Linked DNA regions of Homo sapiens: region 2 is linked to region 1. Evidence: chromatin loops called from intact Hi-C (ENCODE). Cell type or tissue: OCI-LY7. All regions are shown on one strand.

Region 1 (2,500 bases):
TGATAGGAGGAGTAATGTACATTGAGTATTATTGGCATTAATTTTCTACTCATATGTATTCAGTCTTTCACATATATAAATATACATGCCTACTATATTTTTTATATTTCTATTATTATGATATATTATTTTAACTCTCTGTAAGGACAAGTATCACTTTGACTGCAACAGAACTTTCACCTCTTTGTTGGGCTTTAGCTAATATTCCTAGGACAGTCACAAATATAGCTCCAGAGAGTTACGGGTAACTCCAAGAGATAAATTGTTGTGTCTGCAGCCCAAGCTAGGAAACAGGTTGCCCATGGTGAGATTTATTGACTTCAACTTTCGTTTTTTAAAGTAACTAAATTAAACTAACATTGACTCTGAGTGTCCTGAGACATTTAAAACAATGTATACGTTTAGGAAAGGATTATTGTTGTGACAATCGTAGTAAATGTGATGGTTTTGGAACTGAATAGTTTCATTGCTCTGGGGCTATCTTTGATAACTCAAGTAAAGAGAATAATATTTGCTGAAAAGTTATAGATAGGAATTTAGTGTCTATGAGAGTTGAGGGAGAGGTAGGAGCCGATTAATAGCATTAGTTTGAGTGGCATAGCCAGGATATTTGAAACATCCTCCTCAGAGTTCTTTTAATACTCTTCAGGCCTGACCTGAACACACAGTACTTGTCCATCTGCAAAAATGCAGATTGTTAATCTTTGCCGAACCCTTTCCAGTTACTGAAGAGAAACGTCCAAAAAGTATAGTGATGCCCCAATTATTTAAACAGATTGAAAATGATTTTGGAATTTAGACTTCCTAATATAATTATTTAAAATGTTAAAACAGATTATAATGTCATAGATAGACTATCAATCACTGTCACGGTCATTATGTTTAAAAAATCCTTATTGTGATAGAGAAGTATAATTAAGTGTTTACAGGTAAAACGTTCCAGTGATTGAGACTTGCTTTAAACATCGGTGTTTGGGGAATACATGAAATGAAACTGTCAAGATATTGGCACATGGGGCTCATTACTTATTGTCTCTACTTTTGAGTAGGTTGGACAAATTCCATAATAAAAATGTGAGGAAGTCAACGGTGATGATATGGATACTAGCACATTTGGGTTCTAGATAGAATGGAAACATTAACTAGTGGATAATCTCACAAGAGATGAATTATTTTGGTATATTGTGCTGTTTACATTTATGAAATAGGGAAATAGCAGCTAAAATGCCTTTCATAAGATCTCAGAGAGTTAGGTGGAGGACGCTGTCTTTCCCAGTGTTGATCAATACGTGTTGAGCAGCCTTACGTGTTGACAGAAGAGTGGACCCTGATCCTGCTAATGTAAATAAAGTCCATTGCAGTCCAGGGAGGAAAATATTCACACAAACAGATAATTACAATACAATGTCATAAATGCAAAGGAAGGCCATAGCATGTTTGAAGTGGTGATAACCACAGGAGCAATAGCATGAAGAACAGGAAATACATGCACTGCTGAAAAAGAAACAAGCAGTTGAGTGTTGCTAGAGTTTCAAGCGTAAGGTAGGAGGAAATGAGAATGATGGAGGCGGGGCAGGCAGAGATCTTTATTCTGCAGATGGTTCAGATAACATCAGAGTCAGGGAAGACAGAAGTCTGTGGCAGTCAACCAGGCGAGAGATGATGAGGACTTGAACTAGATTCAGATTAGTTTGAGTGGAACTTTCATGGGGAGAAGAGTAGGAAGGAAAGAGGATCTCAGATTAGGGTATTTTTGTAATAGTGGGTTACAACAGCATGTTAAGCGTTCCCTGCTTCTCTCTTCCTCCCCTCTCACATCCCCTTTTTTACCCTTTTCTTGTCCCTCTCTTACCTTTCTCTTTCTTTTGTTGCATCTTGGGCAAATATTTAATTAAAACAATTTTAAAAATAGTAATATATGCTAATGGAACAGAACTCAAAATACAAAAGACACATAATTTAAAATGTCTGTCTTCCTTTTCCCTTGCTTCTCAGCTGCCCAGTTCTCCTCCTTCAGTGGAACCAGCTATTGTTCCTTCCAAGGTTCTTGTGTATTGCTTCAAAGGTACTGCATGCACTTGCAATCACACATAACACACTTGCAAAGACTTTCAAAAATAACTTTCATGGAGACTTTGTGTACATACTTGACAAGTTAATTAGCATGCTAGCTGCACTAGATTAAAATTCTATTAATTAATTTGATGGGTCATTTGATTATATAGCTCTAAAAGGAAGCGCGGGCTTTTTCTTGAAGACAACAATGAACTCATCAAGGATATTCACATGAATAATCTTTGGAAAATGAAAAATATTAAATTAAACTATCTGAGCCCATCTTTTTCTAATGGATCTGAAGACTGTTAATCTAATATCTATCCAGAGTATCGATTAATCTTCATAAAACCTCAGTGAATACTCTTTTTTACTGTTAAAAAAATCTGCTCATGCAACAACATATTACCCTGCTGAAAGGTCTCTATCCTAACTGAGCAATAAT
Region 2 (2,500 bases), 220 kb before region 1:
AATACCATAAGAAAAAACATGCTAAAATGTCTTACCTAATTTGGGGCAAATGGGTGGAGAAAAAAGTTAATTTTTTATGTTACCGAAAAAAGCTATTAATGTTTTATATTATCAAAATTTTATATTATAAAAATATATTTGTTTAAAATTAAAAGAGCCAAAATTGAAAAGAAAACGTTAAAGACAAGGGTGGGGGTGGTGATACAATGAAAATTTGGTCTATCCATCAAAACTGAATGGAGAAAACAAGACTAATAAATGGATAATCAGATGACAATAAAAAGATTAAATTTATCAGTTATCACCACATGTGCATGGTTAAATTCTAAAAGACAAAAACACAAGTTTGGATTGAATCCATTAGAAATACAAAGAGAAACTGCCCAGTACTTCGGGAGCCCAAGGCAGGCTGATCACTCGGGGTCAGGAGTTTAAGACCAGCCTGGCCAACACGATGAAACCCTCTCTCTAGTAAAATTACAAAAAGTAGCTGGGCGTGGTGGTGTACACCTGTAGTCCCAGCTACTCAGAAGGCTGAGGCAGGAGAATTGCTTGAACCTGGGAGGCAGAAGTTGCAGTGAGCTGAGATTGCACCATTGCACTCCAGCTTGGGTGAGAGAGCAAAACCCCGTCTCAAAAAAAAAAGCAGGAAATAAGATCAGCATCTGGCAAACACTACTGACGACAAAACAAGCAGGGATAAAAAAAATGGCATGTCTACATACATATATATATATGTACATACATACACACACACACACACACACATACACACACACACACACAGATTTAGGACAAAACTTTAGACCAATAAATACAGAAACCTAAATGAAATTTAGAATTTTCTAGAACTAAAAAAATTTAAAATTTGACCCTAGAAAAGATAGAAAATTTAAAAGACAATAAGCAAAATTTGGAAACTTTACCTAAAATTTGCTCTAAATGAGCAGCTCAGCCCTGATACAGTCATGTTCACCAAATCTTCAAAGTAACAAGTACCTCAGTTGAACGCTATCTAATTTTTCAAATCAAAAAAGATCATACACCACCAATTTTGAATGACTCAACATAATCCTACACTAAACAATTCCAAAAGCACAGGAAAACACAGAAAGCCTTCTAATCATTTTATGAGCTAACCTTATCTTAATAGCCCTCATGGGCACACCAAACCTTGTAAGCAATCTCATTAAAGAATCCAAGGAGAACTGGTTCCAGGACCCCCAGAGGCCAAAATCTGCGAATGTCAAAGTCCCTTATATAAAATGGTATAATACTTGCATGTAACTTACACATCCACACATCCTCCAGCATACTTTAAATCATTTCTAGATTACTTATAATACCTAACACAATGTAAATGCTACATAAATAGTTGTTATACTGTATTGTTAGGGAATAATGACCAAAATGAGACTGTACATGTTCAGTACAGATGCAACAATGCTTTTTTTTTCCAGAATATTTTCAATCCACAGCTGGTTGAATCTATGGATTCAGAACCTGTGGATACAGAAGGCCAATTGTATACCAAATTCTAGGTTTAAATTTATTATATTAAATATAGAAACATATTTAAAATAGTAAAGCAACATGACCAAATGGGGTTTTATCAGGAATTCAAGGACAGCCAAAACGATACAACATTGTGGTTAAGAGCAGGGGCTTGTGTATCACATGACTTTTGAGTTTATCCAACCCTTAATACATACTAGAGATGAAATGTTGCTTTAGTTCTCCAATACTGTTTCTTCAGCTTCAATAAGAAAGGAGAAAAATAGCACTCACTTCATAAGGTGGTTGGAAAGATTAAATGAAAAAAGTTTGTAAGAAGGCTCAGCACAGCGCCTTACACGGATTATATAGTAAATATTCATATATCGTATGTACAAATGGTTCTTATGTTACTGACATAAAATATCATTCACTGCAAAGAAAAAGACATGACAGTCAACATCTAAATCTAGTTTTGAAACATTTATAAAACTTAGGAATGTAAGAAAATTTCCATATTATAAGGAAACAATATATAATAGAAACTAACATAAATTGTAGTAGCATTCTGTCATCTTAAAGTAATAAGTGGTAAAAATAATGACAAGAAAGAGGTCAGAATATTAAGTATTTGTAAAGGATATGGACTGTATACATATAATATTGAAGAAAATCAACAGAATATTTATTAGAAATGATGTGAATTCATTTAAAAGACTGGATACAATGTGAGTCTACAAGTCAAAAGTAGGTGTGAAAAGGAAAGAATAAGAAAAGGAATAAACAGCTGGAAACCTCTCTGCCCAAATCAAGTCTTATACTAATAATAAGATAATCAACTGATTCCTAATAAAGAATGCCTCCTTTAAGTAACATTTAAAGTGATTTAAGTAATGTTAACTATCAAATGCTGCATGGTATAGTTTTATAACCTTAGATAATCCTAAATTGGAAAATACATGTTATTTTAAGTAAGAAATTTACCCTGAATCCAGTCTGCATTGTT

Evidence for each region. Hi-C counts contacts between places; a loop is a spot of excess contacts. Peaks named below come from ENCODE experiments on the same cell type or tissue, not always from the same donor. Only the 100,000 strongest peaks of a DNase experiment are listed, where the experiment ranks them.
Region 2: it touches region 1 in a loop (5-fold over the local background); 10 of 110 quality-filtered maps call a loop at or near these places.

What each region holds. Positions count from the first base shown.
Region 1 is chr21:15,513,430-15,515,929 of GRCh38, reverse strand. No RefSeq gene overlaps it. Among named protein-coding and RNA genes, the nearest start is that of USP25, 220 kb to the left of the region's middle. In OCI-LY7, no CTCF peak of the experiment used is centred here; a DNase peak (open chromatin) is centred at 1,549; H3K4me3 peaks cover 1,603 bases; H3K27ac peaks cover 1,980 bases.
Region 2 is chr21:15,734,251-15,736,750 of GRCh38, reverse strand. The region is part of intron 1 of USP25 (ubiquitin specific peptidase 25); the gene reads right to left. Among named protein-coding and RNA genes, the nearest start is that of USP25, 5.5 kb to the right of the region's middle. In OCI-LY7, a CTCF peak has its summit at 1,131; no DNase peak of the experiment used is centred here.